2 separate regions of the Mus musculus genome follow, and region 2 is linked to region 1. A link is a loop called in an ENCODE intact Hi-C map of the cell type or tissue named here. Cell type or tissue: left cerebral cortex. All regions are shown on one strand. Each heading gives the region's core, and the rest is flanking DNA. Links, peaks and the distances in the headings are about the cores only. Region 1 has its middle 29 kb from the start of Vmn1r185. Region 2 holds the start of Cyp2g1 (cytochrome P450, family 2, subfamily g, polypeptide 1).

What was found. Peaks named below come from ENCODE experiments on the same cell type or tissue, not always from the same donor. Only the 100,000 strongest peaks of a DNase experiment are listed, where the experiment ranks them.
Region 2: a loop joins it to region 1, with 23 times the contacts of the local background. A loop is called at or near these places in 2 of 42 quality-filtered maps.

What each region holds. Positions count from the first base shown.
Region 1 is chr7:26,634,619-26,646,859 of GRCm38, reverse strand. No RefSeq gene overlaps it. Among named protein-coding and RNA genes, the nearest start is that of Vmn1r185, 29 kb to the right of the region's middle. In left cerebral cortex, for the core only: no CTCF peak of the experiment used is centred there; no DNase peak of the experiment used is centred there.
Region 2 is chr7:26,803,332-26,815,572 of GRCm38, reverse strand. Cyp2g1 (cytochrome P450, family 2, subfamily g, polypeptide 1) reads right to left here and starts at 6,646. Exons shown (of 9, transcript NM_013809.1): 1 at 6,467-6,646; 2 at 5,728-5,890; 3 at 4,025-4,174; 4 at 1,282-1,442; 5 at 772-948. The coding sequence starts at 6,646. Gm51443 (a long non-coding RNA gene) reads left to right here. Exons shown (of 3, transcript XR_003946616.1): 2 at 3,947-4,184; 3 at 6,390-7,437. In left cerebral cortex, for the core only: no CTCF peak of the experiment used is centred there; DNase peaks (open chromatin) are centred at 1,601 and 1,910.

The DNA of each region.
Region 1 (12,241 bases), core at 1,330-9,329:
TCCAAGAGGAACTCTCAATTCTGAATATCTATGCACCAAATGCAAGGGCAGCCACATTCATTAAAGAAACTTTAGTAAAGCTCAAAGCACACACTGCACCTCACAAAATAATAGTGGGAGATTTCCACATACCACTTGCATCAATGGACAGATTGTGGAAAAAGAAACTAGACAGCGACATGGTGAAACTCACAGAAGTTATGAAACAAATGGATTTAACAGATACCTACAGAACATTTTATCCAAAACAAAAGGATAAACCTTCTTCACAGCACCTCATGTTACCTTCTCCAAAATTGACCATATTAAACAGGCCTCAACAGATATAAAAATATTGAAATTGGCCCATGCATCCTATCAGACCACCATGGACTAAGGTTGATCTTCAATAACAACATAAATAATAGAAAGCCAACATTCACATGGAAACTGAACAACACTCTCCTCAATGATACCTTGGTCAAGGAAGGAATAAAGAAAGAAATTAAAGACTTTTTAGACTTTAATGAAAATGAAGACACAACATACCCAAAATTATGGGACAAAATGAAAGCATTTCTAAGAGGAAAACTCATAGCTTCGAGAGCCTCCAAAAAGAAACTAGAGAGAGCACACACTAGCAGCTTGACAACACACCTAAAAGTCTAGAACAGAAGGAAGCAAATTCACCCAAGAGGAGTAGACAACAGGAAATAATCAAACTCAGGTTTGAAATCGAGAAAGTGAAAACAAGAAGAACTATTCAAAGAATCAACCAAAGGAGGAGCTGGTTCTTTGAGAAAATCAACAAGATATATAAACCTTTAGCCAGACTCACTAGAGGGCACAGGGACAGCCTCCTAATTAACAAAATCAGAAATGAAAAGGGAGACATAACAACAGATCCTGAAGAAATCCAAAACACCATCAGATCCTTCTACAAAAGGCTATACTCAACAAAAGTGGAAAACCTGGATGAAATGGACAAGTTTCTAACCATGTATCAAAGTTAAATCAGGATCAGGTTAATGATCAAAACAGTCCTATATCCCCTAATGAAATAGAAGCAGTCATTAATAGTCTCACAACAAAAAAAGTTCAGGACCAGATGGGTTTAGTGCAGAGTTCTATCAGACCTTCAAAGAAGATCTAATTCCAGTTCTTCACAAACTATTCCACAAAATAGAAACAGAAGGTACTCTACCCAATTCATTCTATGAAGCCACAATTACTTTGATACCTAAACGACAGAAAGACCCAACAAAGATAGAGAACTTCAGACCAATTTCCCTTATGAATATTGATGCAAAAATCCTCAATAAAGTTCTCGCTAACAGAATCCAAGAACACATCAAAACAATCATCCATCCTGACCAAGTAGGTTTCATTCCAGTGATGCAGGGATGGTTTAATATATGGAAATCCATCAACGTAATCCATTATATAAACAAACTCAAAGACAATAACCACATGATCATCTTGTTAGATTCGTAGAAAGCATTTGACAAAATCCAACACCCATTCATGATAAATGTCTTGTAAAGATCAGGCATTCAAGGCCGATTCCTAAATATGATAAAAGCAATCTACAGCAAACCAGTAGCCAACATCAAAGTAAATAGTGAGAAGCTGGAAGCAATCATACTAATATCAGGGACTATACAACTTTCTCCCTACTTATTCAACATAGTACTTGAAGTCCTAGCCAGAGCAATTAGACAACAAAAGGAGATCAAGGGGATACAACTTGAAAAAGAAGAAGTCAAACTATCACTTTTTGTAGATGATATGATAGTATATATAAGTGACCCTAAAAATTCCACCAGAGAACTCCTAAACCTGATAAACAGATTCAGTGAAGTAGCTGGATATAAATTAACTAAAAAAATTCAATGGCCTTTCTCTACACAAAGGATAAACAGGCTGAGAAAGAAATTAGGGAAACAACACCCTTCTTAATAATCACAAATAATGTAAAATACCTTGGGGTGACTCTAACTAAGGAAGTAAAAGATCTGTGTGATAAGAACTTCAAGTCTCTGAAGAAAAAAATTAAAGGAGATCACAGAAGATGGAAAGATCTCCCATGCTCATGGATTGGCAGGATCAATATAGTAAAAATGGCTAGCTTGCCAAAAGCAATCTACAGATTCAATGCAATCCCCATCAAAATTCCAACTCAATTCTTCAATGAATTAGAAAGGGCAATCTGCAAATTCATCTGGGATAACAAAAAACCTAGGATAGCAAAAACTCTTCTCAAGGATAAAAGAACCTCTGGTGGAATCACCATGCCTGACCTAAAGGTGAACTACAGAGCAATTGTGATAAAAACTGCATTGTAGTGGTATAGCGACAAACAAGTAGACCAGTGGAATATAATTGAAGACACAGAAATGAACCCACACACCTATGGTCATTTGATCTTTGACAAGGGAGCTAAAACAATCCAGTGGAAAAAGGACAGCATTTTCAACAAATGGTGCTGGCATAACTGGTGGTTATCATGTAGAAGAATGTGAATTGATCCATTTCTATCTCCTTGTACCAAGCTCAAATCTAAGTGGATCAAGGAACTCCACATAAAACCAGAGACACTGAAACTTATAGAGGAGAAAGTGGGAAAAGCCTCAAAGATATGGGCACATGGGAAAAATTCCTGAATAGAACAGCAATGGCTTGTGCTGTAAGATCAAGAATCGACTAATGGGACCTCATAAAATTGCCAAGCTTCTGTAAGGCAAATGACACCATCAATAAGGCAAAAAGGCCACTAACAGATTGGGAAAGGATCTTTACCTATCCTGAATCAGATAGTGGACTAATATCCAATAAATATAAAGAACTCAAGAAGGTGGACTCCAGAAAATCAAATAACCCCATTAAAAAAGGGGCTCAGAGCTAAACAAAGAATTCTCACCTGAGGAATACTGAATGGCTGAGAAGCACCTGAAAAAATGTTCAGCATCCTTAATCATCAGGGAAATGCAAATCAAAACAACCCTGACATTCCATCTTATACCAGTCAGAATGACTAAGATAAAAAATTCAGGTGACAGCAGATGCTCGCAAGGATGTGGAGAAAGAGGAACACTACTCCATTGTTGGTGGGATTGCAAGCTTTTACAACCACTCTGGAAACCAGTCTGGAGGTTCCTCAGAAAATTGGACATAGTACTACTGGAGGATCCCGCAATACTTCTCTCTCTCTCTCTTTTTTTTTTTTGCTCATCCACATGTCCCTACACTTCAATGAACACAGCATACCTTCCCAAATGAGGAGACAAGTTGTTTTAGGAGAAGAAATCAAGCACCCAAAGGGATGGGTCCTGAGAGAACAGGTTATATTCAACTTGTAGTGATTTTTCATAGCCCGAAATTGTGGAGGCAGCAGTGTTGCACCCCCAACCCCCACCTCTGTGTGTGTGTGTTTGTGTATAACCACATGATCACCTACAGTCACCCACGTCTGCAAGATGTCTTGAGATATTGTTGTTTTCAGTGCACTGGTGTAAGCACTAACCATTTAAGGGGTCCAAACATGTTCTGAAGATGTTCCTATATTCTCCTGCACTTGTGAACTCCTCCCTGGCATCTTGAAGCACATTCTTGGTCACCATACTTGCTTTATGGGAACATTTAAGAACTTAGCAAAATCACTACTGAGAATATGAGAGATTCCAGGAAAGATTGCACACCAGTACCCCTAATGCTTCACTGTCTCCTTCCTTCACACAAACTCCTTAAAGAAAAAGGAGCGGAGGTTTCAACAAATGCAAAGTTTCCTCCAGGATTCTTGTGTTATCTTGAAACTAGATTTGGAAAAGTGTTGTCCAATCAAACCACTTTGTTTTACTAATGAATGAACATCTCCTGGAGAAAGTGATTTATCCAAGAACACATGGTGAGGTAGTCTGAAAAATAATTGGGATATCAGTTTTATTTGTAACCCTCTCTCAGTAAAATACAAGGGAAATGGAATAGTCTTCCTGTGTTGTATTAATTTCCATTTGCCAACTTTCCCATTAGCAAATCTGTCAATTAGAATACAAACACCAGATATCTCCATAAAGTCTATGGGCCATCTGTCTAGGTGCTTTATTGATAATTGACGCTGCAGCATCTTAGTGAAGACTCTTTTTCATATATATATATATATATATTTGTGTGTGTGTGTGTGTGTGTGTGTGTTGTGTCCATTCATGAGTGTATGTGTGTTTGAATGTATGTGAGCTCACCTTGTGTGGATGTGCACATGCACATTCACCTTTGTGTGTAAGTCTAAAGTTAATGTTAGGTGTCTTTCTTGATGGAGCTCCACTTCACTGCAGCAAGGTCTCACTGAATTCACAGCCTAAGCTATTTATCTTTCTCCAGAAAGATTTCTGCCTCCCAAGTGTTGGGATTAGACCGGGAGTCAAACTTTCCTTTTTTTTTTTTTAATATGATTCTAGGTTCTGAGCTTGGTGAAGTGGGTGAAAATTTAGTTTCTCAGAGCTGTGTTGAGAGCTATCTGCTGATAGCCAACGGCTGCCAAGAGACAGCTTTCTAGGCTGGTGTTGTCCTTTACCGAGTTGTTTGTTCTTTTTCTTACACTACTTTAAGCACATGGCACCAGGCACTTGTAGTTCCAGGATCTCACAAAGGAAAGGTGAACAAGGCAGCAGGTTGTTCCTTTCACTAACCTGGCATGAATGTGATGGTGTTTGCAGCATAGTGCCATCCTGGAACTATCCGTAGGTACCTATCAGGAGGCCACATGAGAAAATATCAAGGAGGTCAGGGGCCTGGGCATCTCTTGGGTATTACCTAGACTGAATCTGGCATTACCTAGAACTTAAGCTGCTAGCATTCTTATGATAGGGTTTCTTATATTATTTGAAGCAGGAAGACTACTCAAAGAATAGATACACCAGCTACCCCATTGGCACATATGATACACTAACCCCTACCATTTTATCTAACTTCACTCAAAGAAGTACAGGAGATGTGATGCTATTCATATACACAGGCAGAAAGGCCAACTTCACTAATGGAACTCAATTAATCATGACTGGAACGAGGATTTTGGGACTCAGAGGTAAATGTGTATAGTTAGTCTCCATTCTTCACCTTCCCCCTGGTCACCATTCTGACTCTGAGCTTATAGTTAACTCCAAGTGGCAAGAAAGGGAAGAAAAAGGTTGAGAGATTGCCTGTGTGGATTCACAACTTCCACACATTCCACTCCCATCTGCCAGTCTTCCTCCATCCTTTCTCAGACTTCTAGGTTCTGTGGTGTTTCAGAGGCCATCAGAACCTGCTGCCTGCTGTCTTTGTATGCCAGGTTCAGTCATTGACCCTGGTGGTTGAACGGCTGTTGTCTGACAACAATGTTGAGCCATTGTTGGCCTTTTCCTGGAGCTGGCTTGTCTATAGTTTCTGATTCTCTGTAGAGCCTTCCCTGAGCTTAGTGAGTTTCACTCTCAGACATTTCTCTCTCTCTCTCTCTCTCTCTCTCTCTCTCTCTCTCTCTCTCTCTCTCTCTCTCTGTCTCTCTCTCTGTCTCTCTCTTTCTTATTTTCATTTATTTTTCTTTTTTCCCTTTTTTATTAGATTATTTTCTTTATTTACATTTCAACTTTTATCCCCTTTCCTCATTTCTCCTTTGAACCCCCCCTCCTATCCCCACTCCCACTGCTCACTAATTCACACACTACTGCTTCCCTGTCCTGGCATTCCTCTACACTGGGGCATTGAGCCTTCACAAGGCCAGGGCCTCTCTCCTCATTGATGTCCCATAAGGCCATCCTCTGCTACATGTGGCTGAAGCCTTGAGTCCCACCTTGTTTACTCTTTGGTTGATGGTTTAGTCCCTGGGAGCTCTGCAGGGAAGGGGTGGGGTCTAGTTGCTTGATACTGTTGCTCTTCCTATGGGGATACAAACCTCTTCAGCTCCTTCAGTCCTTTCTCTAACTCCTGTATTCGTCAGACTCTGGCAGAGCATCTCAGGAGACAGCTATATCAGGCTCCTGTCAGCAAGTACTTGTTGACATCCACAATAGTGTCTGGGTTTGGTAACTGTATATGGGATAGATCCTCAGGTAGGGCAGTCTCTGGATGGACTTTCTTTCAGTATCTGCTTCACACTTTGTCTCTGTATCTCTTCCCATAGATATTTTGTTCCCCATTCTAAGAAGGACTGAAATATCCACACTTTTGTCTTCCTTCTTCTTGAGCTTCACGTGGTCCGTGAATTATATCTTGGGTATTCTGAGCTTCTGGGCTAGTATCCACTTATCAGTGAGTGCATACCGTGTGTGTTCTTTTGTGATTGGGTTACCTCACACAGGATTATATTTTCTAGTTCCAACCATTTGCCTAAAAACTTCATGGATTCATTGTTTTTTGTCAAAGATCAAGTGACTATAAGTGTGTGGTTTTATTTCTGGGTCTTCAATTCTATTCCATTGATCAACATGTCTGTCTCTCAGACTTTTAACTTGTCTTCCTTTGGATCTTTCTGATGTCTCTCCAGCCATTCTTCCCACTCTCTGAACCTTTCTTCCTCTTCCACTTCTGAATCAACATCATCTCAGCTTTCCTGAGAAATGTCAATAAGAGACAGCAAATGTCTGCTCTAGAGAAATGGAGCTGCAAATCAAGGTCCAAGTCACTGAGATGCCCTTGTGATAATGAATCATGAAGGGCCCAGTAGCACCTCAGAGTAGATCTCAAACTACAACTTCCATCAGCCTCTGTGCTCCTTGATGCTCATTTGCATAATGACAGCCTTCTATGTTCTAAGATGACAAGTGTGTACCAATCGTGCCTTCTTGACAAAATTAATTCAAAAATTGATGTTCCTGAACAGAAGTGACCACCATGGTCAGGACATGTTTTGAGTCTATTTTGAAAACAATAGATCTCATGTTTCTTTTCCTACCCTGGAATTTTTCTCACTTTCTCCACCTCTGTCCATAGCTCATCTTTGCCACACTGTGTGTGTGTGTGTGTGTGTGTGTGTGTGTGTGTGTGTGTGTGTGTCTGTATGTGTTTGCGTGCTTGTGTGTTTGTATGCATGGGTGTGTGTGATTAACCAGCAAAAAGTTGTTAAATTTAAACCACTTAGGAACAGATTGGTAAATAGCCACCACTTGCCTGGCCACCCTTACCCACCTGAAGACCTAAGAGTTAATGGATTATTTTACCACTGGATCTTTTTTGAGTAATAAGATGTCCTTATCAGTGCACCACCAGTATTGTAGAGTAGGGGAGCAAGCCTGGGCTACCTAAGGCCCTATATCAATACATGCCCACGCTTACACACATGCACATGTGCACACACACACACACACACACACACACACACTCATATCAATGCATATGCCCTTCCATCTGGCCAGGTGTTCCTGGCATCTCATCTAAGAAGATCCTTCCTGTGACCCATCTCAAACCTGATCAATACCTCTGGCAATATGTACACAAAATGAACTTGACCCATCCACTGGGTTACTTGGGAAGGGAAATAGATGATCCCTGGTGGTGGTCGTGACTGTCAGTCATGTGTACAGTACAGACTGTTAGTACCTGTCAGTACAACCATCTCTGGGCATCTTCAGGGAATTGGTCCTAGGAATATCAAAGTCTTCTAGTGCTGAAAGTCCTTGAATAGAATGTTGCATGTTTACAAATAACCCACCATCATCCCCTTGTGACCTTTAGCTCAGTTTAGATTTCCATGTAGCTAATAGAAATTAGATTCTATGGAAATGGTCAGCACCCATTTTTTTGGGGGGGGGGAATAATGCTATAGAAAACAAAACTATACACATGTTTGATTTAGATGTATTTATGGTTTCAGATGGGTCACTCCATTGAATTTTATGCAACAATGTACTAACAATCAACAGCTCAGGTTAATGATATGAAAGAAACTCACTGACTAAATGTTAACAGGGAAGCAGGCTTTGTTTATATCTGCTGCATTGAAGTGATTTTCAAACACAGATACATTTGCTGCACTTGTTGGAATGAAAAGAATGTAGTGACTACAGGGTGTAAGATGGGAACCAGTCTTGATGACAACTGATCTTTGTGTAGATTCACTAAGCTGTGCCTTTTTGGGTGATGACCCACTTCATCAATGTCTTCCCTCAAATCATAGAGTTGGGATTCAGTGGTTAGGGGGCACTGCTGGTAGTACAGGCCACCTGAACTTAGTCTGCCTCTAGTGCCACATTGCTGGTAACTGCCTGTAATGCCAGCTTCATGGGATTTGAGGTTCTATTTTGGCTTCTTCAGAAACCAGGTATGCATTTGTACACTTGTACATAAACACACATGTATACACACAATTATGATGATACATGAGAGGGGGGAGAGAGGGAGAGATGACAGATGGATGGATAAATACATCATGCATACATAAATAGATGATGAATGGTTGAATAAATACATAGATGATAGAAAAACAGAAATAGAGATAATAGATAATAGATGGTTGATAGATTATATATATGTATGTATATATGCATATATATACATACATACAGACAAATGAATGGTAGATGACAGATAGATAGATAGTACACATCATTTTTATTATAGTTGGGGATCAGCAGTTAAGAGCACATGCTGAACAGTCATGATGACCGGAGTTTGTATCCTAGCACCTATATAACAAGTCAAAAGATTCATATGTACCTCTGACATTGGATTATATTATTGGAGGGTTAAAATAGAAGATTTCTGGGACTTGCTGACTTCCAGACCCAGGTTCAGGGAGGGACCCTGCTTCAAAGGACTAGGCAGAGTGATAGAAGAGGACAGATGGTACCCTCCTCATTAACAGGTATATGTACCCAGTTTGAAATATATTCATCATATATGCATACATACATATACACATACATATTTAATACTCATAAATAAGCATGTTTCAAAAGTTATAGTTAGAGTCTGTAAAAAATTGTACTTATCCTTCTGCTTTCTGTCTGTGCCCAGAGCTGATCCTGCAACACAGTCCGGCTCTGATCCTGTGCCACAGGGCTCCATATCCAAATACCACCAAGAGAGAGCTGCTATCCAAGGAGTGCTGACATGCCTGTGAGCTCATGTAAAACCACCACTTCTGTTCAGAGGGACCAGCCTGGAGTCCTCAGGGCACAAGAGCTGAGGAGCAGCCTAGGACAGGATCCTTCCAGCTTCCATCTGGGCCAAGAAGTGATTCTGTGCTACAGCTCTCCATACCCAAATGCCTCTGAGAGAGCTGGTCTCCCAGGAGTACTGAGACACAGGCTTGTAGGAGGGACAAGCCACAGTCAGGGACAGCAAGACCAGCTAACACCAGAGATAGCTAGATGGCCAAAGGCAAGAGCAAGTGCCGCGGAGCCTCTTTGGTCCCTTGTCTTCGTTGAACGGGTCTCTGGGTGCAGATGGGCAAGGAGTTGGCGAATGACAGACAGATGCACACAGGAGATTGTGTAGAATCTGAATGTATTGTCACAAAGTGAGCACCAGTCTTATATAATACAGAAAATAAAGGGTTTAGGAAGTCACATCAGGCAAAGTACATTGAAGTTACCTGACACAAAATAAAGGAATGACTTCAGAAGGACTTACAGGAACCAGGTAAATGTTTACAGTAAAGATAAAGCAGTCCTGACTATGGTCAGCTTAATGACAGGTAAGGATTTCACACCCTAGTCACAATTATTGCTACCTCTTTGAGCCTTGTGAAAGCTAGCACCAGGGGGTTCTGCTCTAGCAGACCTTCTCATGAACAATGCAATACCACAACTCCCCTACTTCCTGGGCCATGATAAATTCCTGTATGAGTGTAACTTTTAAGTATCTGTGGATAATCTCCATTTGTCAGAAGAATTCACCAACTTGCTTCTAATATGCATTGTAGCCTGCTATATCTGGCTGTAGTGAAGATCCCTGTCTCAGTGAGATTCTCTAACTTTTACATGGTAAACCCACCTATTAGCTAGGCCATTGTGTATGGGTGAGACTGGCTACTGCCTCAAGTAAACACTCTGCAGACCAGCCCTGAGCTATTCTAGCTCCGTTCTTTGTAATGCCTAATTAGTTTCACTGTTTCTTCTAAGCTCTTTGACTTCAAGCATTTTCTAGGACATTGGAACACTGGTGAAGGCTTAGCTATGTCAGAATTCAATCTTAAAAGGCACTTATATAATAAGATAATACTAAAAGAGAGCATGTGGATCCATACACCAGACTAACTCGGGGATAGGGTATGAGTATATGGGTTATGAGAATGCCAAAGTTCCAGGAGGTGAGTTTCCGTGAAACTCTTTGCCTCATGAATGCTCCCAGGCCTCTTGGCCTGCCAAGCAAACTTCACTGTAGTGTACATAGCAAGCAAGAACATAAGCAACAGAAACCAAGGCTACTTGGCATCATCAGAACCCAGTTCTCCCACCACAGCAAGCCCTGGATCTCACAACACACCAGAAAATCAAGTCTCTGACTTAAAATCACGTTTCATGATGATAGAGGGTGTTTTTTAAATTGGATATTTTCTTTATTTACATTTCAAATGTTATCCCCTTTCCCAGTTTCCCTCCCTCCTGGAAACACCCTATCACATCCACTTCCTCCTGCTTCTATGAGGGTGCAAATTGTATCTTGGGTATTCTAAGTTTCTGGGCAAATACCCACTTATCAATGAGTACATATCATGTGTGTTCTTTTGTGATCAGGTTACTTCACTCAGGATGATATCCTCCATCCATTTGCCTAAGAATTTCATAAATTCATTGTTTTTAATAGCTGAGTAGTACTCCATTGTGTAAATGTATCACATTTTCTGTATCCATTCCTCTGTTGAGGGACATATGGGTTCTCTCCAGCTTCTGGCTATTATAAATAAGGCTGCTATGAACATAGTGGAGCATGTGTCCTCAATACATGTTGGAGCATCTTCTGGGTATATGTCCAGGAGAGGCATTGCTGGATCTTCTGGTAGTTCTATTCCCAATTTTCTGAGGAACTGTCAGACTGATTTCCAGAGTGGTTGTACAAGCTTGCAATCCCACCAGCAATGTTTGTTTCTCTTTCACCACATCCTTGCCAGCATCTGCTGTCACCTGAGTTTTTGATCTTAGTCATTCTGACTGGTGTGAGGTGAAATCTCAGGGTTGTTTTGATTTGCATTTCCCTGATGATTAAGGATATTGAACATTTCTTTAGGTGCTTCTCAGCCATTTGATATTCTTCAGTTGAGAATTCTTTGTTTAGTTCTGTACTCCATTTTTTAATAGGGTTATTTGGTTCTTTGGAGTGTAACTTCTTGAATCCTTTGTATACATTTAATATTAGCCCTCTATTGGATGTAGGATTGGTAAAGATCTTTTCCCAATATGTTGGTGGCCTTTTTGTCTTATTGACAGTGTCCCTTTGCTTACAGAAGCTTTGCAATTTTATGAGGTTCCATTTGTCTATTCTTGATCTTACAGCACAAGTCATTGATATTCTGTTCAGGAATTTCCCCCCATGCCCATATTTTAGAGGCTTTTCCCACTTTCTCCACTATAAGCTTCAGTGTCTCTGGTTTTATGTGGAGTCCCTTAATCCACTTGGACTTGAGGTTTGTATAAAGAGATAAGAATGGGTTGATTTGCATTCTTCTACATGTTGACCTCCAGTCGAACCAGCACCATTTATTAAAAATGCTGTCTTTTTTCTACTGGATGGTTTTAGCTCCTTTGTCAAAGATCAAGTGACCATAGGACTGTGGGTTCATTTCTGGGTCTTCATTTCTATTCAGTTGATCTTCCTGTCTGTCTCTGTACCAATACCATGCAGGTTTTAATCACTATTGCTCTGTAATACAAATTGAGGTCAGGGATGGTGATTGCCCCAAAAGTTCTTTTATTGTTGAAAATAGTTTTTGCTATCTTGGGTTTTTTTGTTATTCCAGATGAATTTGAGAATTGCCTTTTCTAACTCTATAAAGAATTGGGTTGGAATTTTGATGCGGATTGCATTGAATCTGTAGATTACTTTCAGCAAGATAGCCATTTTTTACTATATTAATCCTGCCAATCCATGAGTATGGGAGAACTTTCTATCTTCTGAGATCTTCTTTGATTTCTTTCTTCAGAGACTTGAAGTTCTTGTCATATAGATCTTTCACTTGCTTGGTTAGAATCACACCAAGTTATGTAATATTATTTGTGGCTATTGTGAAGGGTCATGTTTCCCTAATTTCTTTCTCAGCCTGTTTATCCTTTGAGTAGAGGAAGACTACTGA
Region 2 (12,241 bases), core at 1,343-9,342, 170 kb before region 1:
CTATAATCTGGGCCACACCTACTAGCAGCCTATCTAAAGGGCACAGAAGAAGGAAGCTGGCTCTCTCTTTGCCTGCTCAGCTTCATTCTTGCTGACAAGTCTATTTCCTTCACTGGTGTTTGAGCTGACTTCTTCTGAATTCTTGCATAGTCTGAGGACCAGCTGAGACATCCAACCTCACAGGCTGAACAATTATTGAATTTTTGGACCTTCCATTGGTAGACTAGATGACCCATAGCCTGTAAGTCATTCTAATAAATCCCAAACTCACACACAGAGAGAGAGAGAGAGAGAGAGGGGGGGGGGCGGGTCTGTTCTTTTAGAGCAGTAGTTCTTAATCTGTGGGTCACAACCCAAACAGGTGTCACATCGCAAATATTTAAGTCACAACTCATCACAGTAACAAAATTACGCTTAAGAAGTAAGCAATGAGATTCCCAATCTATGGTGGGGGTCACCACAACATGGAGACCCCTATTAAAGGGTCAAAACATTAGGAAGGGTGAAAACCACTGCTCTAGAGAATCCTGACAAATATATAGCGTGTGCTAAAATAAATCTGATTTTATTAATTTTAAAGGAGTTTATTTTAAAGGTGCAAGAGGCTTACATTTCTATAGTTTCTATATTTTTTTTTCTAGAGATCAAAATAAACTACATGAAACAGTACTTTCCCTTGTCACCCCCACCCCCATAGTTGTAGATGGGTTTTGTCATGGCAAGAATGAAGGTTTCAGAAGACAGAAAGACCAGTGTAAGGGGAAGAGGTACCTGGTGCATCTTGATGAGAAAGCAATCTATGAAGTCCCTAGGGTTTGAGGGGTCAAAGGATGCTTCATTGATTTTGACCCTGGATGCAATGAAGTCCTTAAGGTCTTCTATCAAGTTGTAGAGGTAGTTGTGTCTTCCTGGAAAATACTGCATGACTTTCCAGTACATATCATATAACTGCAGGGCAGAGGTAAAGGGGGCATGTGTCAGTCATGGGCATCAGGGACCAGATGGGCAAAGTTCTAATGCCATTGAGCTGGAGCTAGGACACACTCTTAATTACAGCACAAGGAAGCCTGAGGAGGAGGGATCAGCAGTTCAAGGCCAGCCTGAGCTACACAAAGTCACCCTATGGGCCTGAGCTTTGGGTGTTACTGTTTGCTTCTTGAATACTTGGACAAATTTAAGGGCCTCCAAGGGATGAAGGGAGGAGGGCTAGGTAAAGTACAGGAATGTGCTTGCTTTGAGAATGAAGGGTGTACGGGGAGTTGCCTAGTGACTAGTAAACACCTGTGCCCAGGGCTTGCTCATCTCCACAAAGCTCTCATTGATCATCCTCATGAGGCTCTGGAAACGCTGGTCCTGATAGTCGAAGCGTTTTCCGAAGACCACGGAACAGATGACGTTGGACACAGTGCGGCTCAGGTATAAGGTGGGATCTATGGGAGCTCCTGGGGTGGAAATGGACTTTGTTGGAGACAAACAAGTGAGGTAGGGCAGGCAATTACACAGTGCTGGCACAGAGCTCTGAGTCTGCTGCCTATCCATATGTATGAGTGCCTCATTATCATATCTGAGTCTAGGTTTTCCAAACTGCAACCTGGTTTGGAAATCTTCCAGTTGATCTGTGAGCATTCGATATGATAATTGCATGTAAAATGCCTGGCATGGCTTCCAGTCTGGAATAAGCACTCAAGGAATAGTAGAGAAGTTCAACATGATATTTCTGTCACTGTTACCTAAGTATGTGGTCGATGGAAAGTAACAGAGGACACATTTGGGAAAACAAAACAAAACAAAACAAAACAAAACAAAACAAAACAAACACACATCTGAGGAGCTGAAGAGGCTGCTCTGTGGTTAAGAGCACTGACTGCTCTTGCAAAGGACCCAGGTTGTAATCCCCAGCACCCACACAGCAGCTCAGAACCATCTGTAACTCCAGTTTGAAGAATCTTCTGGCTTCTGGCACATCAGGCATGCATATGGTGCACAGGCTTATGTGCATGCGAAACATCTGTACTCATAAAATAGCAATAACATAATTTTAAAAAGAAACCCTGAATTTAGTCGAGGTCTACTAAAAAAAATCCATTTAGCTTATTGAAAAATTCTTCCAGGGGCTGGGGAAAACGACAATTCATTTGCTTCATAACCTTTTAGATTGGAGTTAGAACCTTGAGCACCCAAATAAGAAGGTGGACCTTTTTAAAAAGTGTAGCAACCGGTTTCTGATTTAGCACTTGAGAGATGGAGTCAGAAGTCCTCTGAGGAAAGCTGGCTAGCTAGATTTGTGGTATTGATGGGCTCTGGGTACAGCGATAATCTACGAATAAATCAGTAAAAAGAAGTAGGAAGGATTAAGGAATACATCTGATGTCAACCTCTGGCCTCCAAACACATGTGCAAGTACATGTGCATACAAGTGCATCCATACACGTGAACATACACACACACACACACACACACACACACACACACACACACACACACACACATCAAACATAAATATATATGAAAAAGAAAATATTTCACTAGGTCTCAGATGTATTATCTATAACATTGGATGCTTATCAAGTAAATGGTGTGGAGTCAATTTCTCCAGAACCATGCATATACATTCTTGATGTACACCATAGCAGATTGCGTCTGGAGGTACAAGGCCGTTCAAAGCCATGAGTAGATTCCTTATTTGTCTACAGAGTCCAGACAAGGGTTTAAAGAGGTATGTGTCTATGTCTCTTATCTACTTGTTTCTGTATTTCTCAACCTTTGTCTTTTCTCTTTTGACTTTTATTGGCTCCATAGCTTATTTTACACTGGGAAGTAGACACCTTTAAAAACTGTAATAAAACAAAAATCACAGATAAACCACAAGAACAGCAACAACAAACCCAGAGTCTCTTGTGTTCATCACTACTCCTGGGTGTCAGGACTTCTCTGGAGTGTGGTTGATATATCCATTGACACTATCTTGGAGAAAACTTGTTTTCCCTTTACAGCAGGTCTCAATTGCAAATAACTTTACTGGTAGAAGTGTTTTGATTTTTGCTGTTTTATTTTATTTTGAGAGGAAGTGATGAGGCTGGGTGGGTAGGGAGATGGGGATGATCTGAAAAGAGTTGGGATGGGAAAGAATATGATTAATATATTGTAATTTTGCAAAAAATTAACGTAATAAAATATTTGAGAGATTTGTTACCTGAAGAAAATGTGTGTGACTGTGTCTGTGTGTGTGTGTGTGTGTGTGTGTGTGTGTGTGTGTGAGAGAGAGAGAGAGAGAGAGAGAGAGAGAGAGAGAGAGAGAGAGAGTTTTTAACTGAAACAAGTTCAAAGCCAGCCTGGTTGCATAGTGACCTCCCCTCCCCCCCCAAGCCTGTCCTGTCTCTCTGTCTTACACACACACACACACACACACACACACACACACACTCACAATCTCTCTCTCTCTCTCTCTCTCTCTCTCTCTCTCTCTCTCTCTCTCTCATATGTCTTTGTACTGTATGCATGCCTGGTACCTGCAGAGGCCAGACAAGGGCATTGGATCCCCTTCAACTGGAATTACAGACAGTTGTGAGTCTCATGTGGGTGCTAGGAATCAAACTCTTGATCTCCTGGATGAATAGCCAGTGCTCTTAATTGCTGAGCCACCTCTCCAGCCCAACAAATCCTACCTACTTTTAAAAATGGTAAAGACGGGGAGTTCTGTGTTGTTTTCTTCATTGTAATAAAGCATGTATAACATAGCAAAATTTTATCCTTCATCTAGGAAAAGACACAAGCTCACCCACCACACTAGAATTATGTATGGCTTCTTGAGTTACAGACCTCTGAGATCTGCTGATGAACATTTCTGGCCAAGTTCTCTCTCAGAATCTTTCAGTTTATTTTTAACATGGAATCTTACAGGAAATCTCTACAAACTCTTAATGGCTCTCATTCTTTCCTATTCCAGGTCTTTTTCCCACCAACACAAGCCTCCCCATAACTGAGCTCTCTGTAAACATCCAGTCACCCAATGTGATCTCCATACCCTTGACCTTATGGAGCTCCTCCAGTAGGTAGCCAGCCTCCTCCTGGATCCGCTCCTCAATGCTCCGCTTCCCCATCCCAAAGTTTCGAAGGACGGTCAGGGAAAAACGCCGAAGAATCTTCCATCGTTCTCCATTGGACAGAGCTAAACCTGCCAGGAGGTCAGTGATCAGGCTCCTGTCCCCTCTCCCCTTTCTGTGCTCAACTCTGTGGTAGACAAGATTATGAAAGCTCAACCTTCAATATTCAATGGGAAATCAAGATTCTTTCCAAAATATTCAAGACTGAAGAAACAGGGAATAAGGCATGAAAAGTCAGGGACAGCAAGAAAGTTTTCTTACAGGATGGCAAGCTGTAATTGACTTACTTTCATGTTTAATGCCTAGAGTGTATGAGGTAAGGATGAATGCCATATAGACTATCCCTTCAATGGAAATATTAACTATTTTCTGGGTATTGGATGGATTTTTAAAAAAGAAAAAACAAATACGTATATGTGTGGACACAGAAGCTCACATCAATACACCTATACAAAAAAGAGTAACCTTGCATGAAGACTATAGTAGAAATCACCTGATAGAAGGATTGATGAACTGCTTGGAAATTTAATAAGATCACTTTATAATATATTGATAAGTGAAATGAAGAGTGGAATGGTGGAGGCTAGATGAGGGCATCAGATTCCCAGAAACTGGAGCTATAGATGGTCGTGAGCCCGAGTGCAGGCAATCAGACTTAGGTCACCAAGATGAGCAACCAGTGCTCTAGACTGGAATGATGTATAGTGTGGTGAACGGGTGGGTAAATGCCTGTCTGTCTGTCTGTCTGTCTGTCTGTCTGTCTATGAGGTTGAAAGAGTCAATGTCTGAGTAAAGTGTTAGTGGGTAGAGGGATTAAGATGAACAGATAGTGGCCAGAAGAAAAGATGGATTAATAAATAGATGGGTGGACAGAAGAGTGACTGGATAGAAAGATTAATAGGTGTGTGAATGATATAAAGTTCATTGTATGAATGGAACAATGGGTGGATTCATGGATAAATAGAACATTGAAGATATGAATAATAGGATGTTTGCATATAAAGGAAAATGAATATATTTTGGTGGATTTATGGACAAATGAGTAGAATTGAGAAAGTGTGTATTGATATAAAGACAGACAGACAGACAGACAGATAGATAGATAGATAGATAGATAGATAGATAGATAGATAGATGATAGATGAAAAGAGGGAGGTGAGTCAGTGTATTTGAAGGCAAGTATGAGTGAATTCATGGATAACACTAGATAAGAATTATTTGTGTTATATACGCATATGCATATGGATATGGGCAGATAGGAACATATTCTTGTGGCAGATATGCATATACATCTGGGAAGATAAGAACTAAGCTTAGTTATGAAGGTTTTGGGAGGGTACACAAGTGATATCACATAGCAATTCATTAAAAGTAAGGATAAAAATAGCACAGCAGGCAGTATAGAGTCCAACTTCTGGAGTTTAAAAACAAAGCTGCCCTCAAACATACTGTGCAACACTATCTAACCTTTCTCATCATCAGTGTTTGCTCTTCCAAAATTAGCAGAGCAGTCACAGCCTTCTCAAGGGAGTTAGTGTAGGAGAGTCTCCTGAGTCATTTATCAGAGACCCTTGAACACACTGAGTCCATGGCAATCATTTCTGTTGTTATTGATGCTACTTACCATAACCTTGGAAGTTCTTCTCTAGTGTAGGCATTTCACCACGGCCACTGAAGTCATCTGCCTGGTCCACCAGGGCCTCCTTCACTGCCTCATGTCCACATAAGACAACCACTGGCCTTGGACCGAAGTACACAGTGAACACAGAGCCATATTTTTTCTGGAGCTGAGAGTGAAGAAAGATACTGAAGGAAGGAGTAAATTGGAGCATGACAGAGCTGTGTCAGGGCATTGTAGAGGGCAGAGATTCTAGGAGAATGAAAAGGTAGACTAGAGGAAGGTTTTGAGCTTGAAAGGGCTACTGGGGAAAAAAAAACACAGAATGACTCCTGTGACCTCAGACAGCAAATATTCCTAATTTTGTACATCTTAGTTTTGTTTATAAAATAATGGGGTCAGACTAGCTGAACTCTGAGATCTACAACCACACTCTTGGAAATGCTAGGTTTCTGGCATCTTAAAACTCTAAGACAATTTGAATATGAAAGTTGGGCTTAAAGAAATGAGGTTCCCCCTAATCCTTAGATCATGAGCTAAAGTCCTGAGAAAAAGGGGATTCTGCCTAGAGTACTCAGTGTTTCTAAGATTTTTTCCCCCTTGCTTTTAAGATCCTGTAATTTCAGAATCCTATGTTTCCTAAAGTTTGTTTCTGAATCTGCGTTTAGAAGTGATGAGTTTCTGTGTGACCTCAGCTGTGCCATCTGTGACCTTCATCACTATAAGAAGAAATGAGCACACTAACCTTCTGGAAGGACTGAAATGTGGCATCAGTGCGGACTTGTAAGAAGTTTCCCAAAAACGGTATTGGTGTGGGGCCGGGGGGCAGCTTTCCTCCCTTACTGGTCCTCTTCCAAGCAATCAGGATGAGCAGGCAAGACAAACAAAGTGCCATAAAGATGCTGAAGGCTCCTCCCAGCATCATGGTGCTAAGTTGAGGGCTTGTGCCTTGGGATCCAGAGCTTGCCTAAATAGCTTCTAGGAGATCAGCTTATATTGAAATGTGAATCCTGTGGGAGTCAAATTATCCCACCAGTATTATGCCATCAATAAACAAATTGCTTGGTAGGTGTGGAGTTACGTAATATCTCACCTGCGCAGAGGTATATTGATTTCATGCAGGAAAACCCTATCTCCTTTCTTCATAGTTCAACTTTCCCACCTGCCCCTCAGCTTCATAGTCTTTGTGGCATCTGTTTATAGGTTATCTTCATAAAGTATAGACTTTCTGATATTATCCTGCTGTGTGAACTTTCCTCTCTTAGACTTTTGTTTTTTGCCTTAGGAGGAATGCCTCCACCTGCCCAAAGAATGCCAGGGGTAAGATGTTTCATTCTTGAGTTTAGCAAGTCCAAGGACATTATGCAAACAGCACCCACTCAGCCCTGAGACTTCTCTCTTTCTGAACAGCTTTGATAAAAGTGGTGAGGATTACTTTGTGTATTTGTCATTTTTACTCTGTTCCAGCTTTGAACCCTTAGCTCTCTTGGAGTAAAGCATCAGAGAACCTAGGTGGACTCTGAACTGGTAATTGTCTGAAGTCCTCTGGTTCTGTTGAATCTCTATTTCAACTTCAATTCCTTGGTACTGCTCATTAGATCATTGAAAAACCACCAAACATTGGTGATTTGTCACACCCACTCCAGAAGTGACTTTGTGATGGGCCCTAAAGCTTGTATGCAGTCCCGAGGCAAAAAGTTTCATGAAAACTTAGTCTCCTGGAGCCTTGGCATCCTGTAAAACAAATGCTCCAAACTTGCCCTTTCGTTAGTCAGTGAATGGATCTGTGTGCTTTCTTTCAGTATTGTTTTATTATAGGTGCCTCTAAGCAATGACTTGCCAAATACCTAAGCAAAATTGAACTTTGCTTCCTGGCCTTCACCAATGTCCTAGGTAGTCCTTGAGCTGACACTGGGCTTGGAATTCAGTAAGAATGTTACCTATTCAGTGACATTTAGAATTATCTCTAGTATTGTAAGAGAGATAGTGAAAGAAATCAGGCATTACTAACTACTACATAGAGTTAGAAATCTCAGGGCAAGCTTAGCAAAGTAAGTTTAGAATTCTTATTATAGTTATGTATGGTAAACTACATTACTTATTAGTAGAAAGTCCCTCACACAAACACTTAGAATAAAAGTCGGGTCACTCCCATATACAGGAATTTACAATGGTTTAGGAAGTAGATCGGGCTGTGGTTTGAGGAGGAACTAGAGTTTTGCATTATTCATGAGAAGGTTAGCTAGAGAAGAACTTCCTAATTAGCACTATGGCTTGGGCATGAAAGCCATGCCCTTGGAGTGTAAAGACCTCACACCTGGCCTCTAAGAATATAGCTGACCTCAGATAGTGCTGACTTTGTCTCAGTTTATCCCCTAGTTTCTGCCAGTCTTTATGTATGCATTCCGCTGTTTTGTGTAAGAGTCATCAAGCATCCAGTAACCTTATTGTACCTTGGCTGATGTGTCACCTAACTTCCCTTTTTTTTCTGCATTAAAAATATGATGCTCGCTTTGAGAAATTACATTCAGATACAGCACTCTCTCTGTGTCCGTGTCTGTTTGTCATCTGTGCCGACTCCTTGCTCGCCTGATTACTGAAACCCTGATTCTCTCGCTGACTGAGGGACGGACTGAGTCCAGTCTGTGGCAGTTATTGAGTTCAAACATTTAGGGACTATCTGGGTTTGAGTTTTAGCCATTTTTATTCACTGGGAAGCCATCTATTCGGAGGCTTCAATTTCACCCTCTGTCAAATAGGAATACGGTTATTTTTACTGTCTCAAACTACTGGAGTGAATCATTCTGTTCATCTTTTAGTTTGTGGTGAAGAAAGAAAGAAGGAAAGGAAGAAAGGAAGGAAAGTGGAAGAGAGGGAGAAACTAAAGAAATCAAAAGGTTGCAAATTTAGGATTGCATTGAAAGTAAGTTACAGATGGTTGAAAACATTCTGCTGAAATCTACTAGTCTAGACACTTCCTAAGATAGACACATATACATGGACAGAAGGAGATCTAAATGGAGTACCCTATATTAGAGGGGCAGTGCCTCCCCAGACACCATAGGCTATCAAAACAAAGCATAAAGAATGCCAGGTGTGAATTACCTCTTTGGAGTTCTTGTCAGTGGTGTTATAGACTCTCCCAAACATTACAGTTTATTGCCATTGCATGGGTCTCCCTCCTAAGAGTAACTGTAAGACCCTGTAACTGAAGACATTGTATCTTGAGCCATATGTCTCAGGTCTTGAATCCTGATTAAGGGAGGCAAGGCAATAAAGAAAGGACAGGCATACATACAACCACACAGAAAGCTGGAGTCAGGTGAGGTATGCATGCTATGATGGAGCTGCACCTACTATGGCTGCAACTCAGAACCTTAGTGTGTTTCTTATGTACAGCACAGGGGAGGGTTTAGCTAGTCTCTGTGGAAGGTCTCTGTGTGAATGAGCTGTCTCAGGCTATAAGCAACCAGGAGTAGGAAGCTGTTGTTACCAGCTTTTGTACATACTGATCAGTTTTCCATAAATACTCATACTTTGACCAAGGGAAGAAAATTTTAACCAATTTCAAGCCTGTGCCATATAGAGAAAGGCTTTGCCAATTTTTCATGCATCTGAGGCTTTGGTGCATGTCATGTGCTCACATCAATAATACACATTTACTCAGGGCTTCTTCCACTCCTTACAGCACTGTATCTATGAATTACAGGACATACAGGTACTAAGTTGGTACTGCCTAGAAGTTTTAGTCCTATTGATTATTTTTCATAGGTTTGGAAGGTTCTATGCATGCTATTAGGGAGAAAGGTAATTAATTGTTTTCTCCAACTGTAAACTCCTGGCAAGATATGTTCACTGCTGCAATAGTGGGGCAAATGTTAAGGGAGTAACCAACCACTTTTGATCAGATTTAAAGCCTGCTTCACAGGATGAAACTTGTGCATGGCATCATTAACTGGGTCAAACCCCTATTATTAGCTAAGATATAGGTCATAGAAGAGAACCTGATGCTGTCTTTCTGCTAAATGGACATAGTAATTGTAATAAGTGATTCATTAAGTTTTTACCTTTATACTCGTAGACTAGTGCCTCTCTTGACCCTTATCAAATAAACTTTTTTGTAGTAGATAGTTAATACAGAGGTCCACAACCAATCAATATGAAGTTAATGAGAGACTGTGGAATGCTCAGATTTAAATGGGACAACTATATCACACATACATATACTCAAGACTCAGGAATCATCACAGAAGAGGGGGAAGAGCCAAGCAGAGTAGATGTGTGGAGTGAAAGAGTGTTTTCTAGACATGACATAGTTGTTCTCATAAACTCACAATGGCTAGGACTTCAGGCAGAAAGCTTGCACAAAATCAAGCCAGCCATAATGACAGCATGGATGTGTGTATGTGTATGTGTGTGTGTGTGTGTGTGTGTGTGTGTGTGTGTGTGTGGTGTCCCACATCCTTACCTGAAGAGCTATTGGTAATTGATGGCTACTGGAAGAGAGTCAGTTTTCTGCAGAGGTGCAGAACCTGAGAGGCTGCCCTAGCTCCAGTAATGGTCCCACACCCATGTACATTTGAGCAATACCAAATAGACTTTGTGTGTGTGTGTGTGCATGTGCAAGAGTGAGCAAGTGAGGGAGAGTGAGCGAGTGAGAGATAGAGAGAGAAAGAGAGAGAGAAACGGGGAGGAAAAATGGCAGGGATATAGGAGAGGAATTGGAGGGTGGGCAATGGGCATAGATTTGTTAGAAACACATATTCATGTATAAGTATTCAATAAAGTACTATAAAAGAAGTAAACTAATTTTTATAGGATTTCATACAAATTCTCATCTACTCTAGATACAAATAATGATATAAGATTAGATTAGGTTGATTTACCCTATCTTCATGATATAATGTCTAAGTTGCAGAGAGCCCCTCTGAACTGCCTTATGGATTAGAGTCACCATTAGAGATACTGCCTAGCAGTCACTGTCCTTAAGAATATAAATAGTTTCCAGTTCTTTTTGTGCCAAATATCTGCAAAATTTTCTATCCTGTCCCTAAAGTTGCAGGCTATTGTTCTCTTTCTCTGTCTAATGGGCACTGTCACATGGATCTGACACTCTTCTCAGATGTCTGGGTTCTCACATTTGGAAATGGAGTCTCCTTTATTTATCTGCAAGTTCTGAGAATGGAGCTGGAGTCAGACATGGCCCCCCATACTGGTAATCTCATCAGCTAAAGCAGGATTTAGGGCCGGCCTGGGGCTACATAAAGAGAACTCAGCAGAGAGAATGAGGAAGGTTTAGCTGGCTAAGCTGAGGTGTCCTGTGTCCAGGAGAAGGGGTGGGAATTCTAGGCAGACTGAATATGTCATTTCTTTGTCTTGGATCTGCTGTAGGAGGTCTTTCTTTCTAAAGAAATCAGAAAAGCAATCAGCTTTACATCCTCTTTAAGGATTCAAATGTCCTTTAGCTGTATTCTGTCCTTCTTCATCTCCTAATAATACCCTTTCTTCATCTCCCTTCTACACCCTATACTACACACATGTGTGTACATTCGCTTACATATATACATGCATGCATCATAGAAATCCTTTTGGAGGTCTCTCAAAAACAAAACAAAACAAAATAAACAACAACAACAACAACAAAACCCACAAACTGCCATATGACCCAGCTATTTCACCCCTGGGCATCTGCTCAGTGAACCCCAAAGCTTACCATAAAGATACTTACACCTCCATGCTCATTGCTGCTCTAGTCACTACTGTTGGGGTACCTTGTGTGAAGACATGTCTCTGCATAGCCATTGGCAGAGAGCTAGAAATAAATGCTAGCTGGATTTTGGTATTGTTATTTCTATGGCCCATCACCCGTCTCATATTTTGTAAATCTTCATTCTTCCTCACCTGTCTAAGGTAATCTAGAATTGTATCTGATTGTATCTGTTTGCTGGGCAGATGCCCAGGGGTGAAATAGCTGGCCCATATGACTACAATATAAAGCTGATGGCCAATAGCTGGGCAGGAAGATCTTTTGGTCAGAGAGAGGGTCTGTGGGAGAAGAAATCAGAGGAGGAGATTTGCCAGAGGACACAGAGGTAGACAAACCAGAGTGGAGCAGAGAGATAAACCCGGTCATGTGGCAGGATGTAGAGCCAGGGTTACTCTGGTAAGAGTGGCTGAGAGGCAGCTCATCTAAGGTCTAAGCTTTAAAATATTAACAAGCCTATATGTCATTATTTGTATAGCTCACAGATACACAAAGGTCCTATTATACACTGTAGTAAGGAAATGAAACCAATGTACAAGTTTATCAACAGGTGAATGGATAATGACAATCCAATATTTACCTGAAATCAAATCCTGTTCTGCTCTGAAAGAAAAATGAAATCACAAAATCACAGGAAAATGAATGGATTTCGAATACCTAATATTAATTGAGGTTGTATAATCTCAGAAAGAGAAATAAAACAGAACTCTCATTTCAGGCCCTAAGATGTTTTTCATAAGGTAGACACCCACCTTT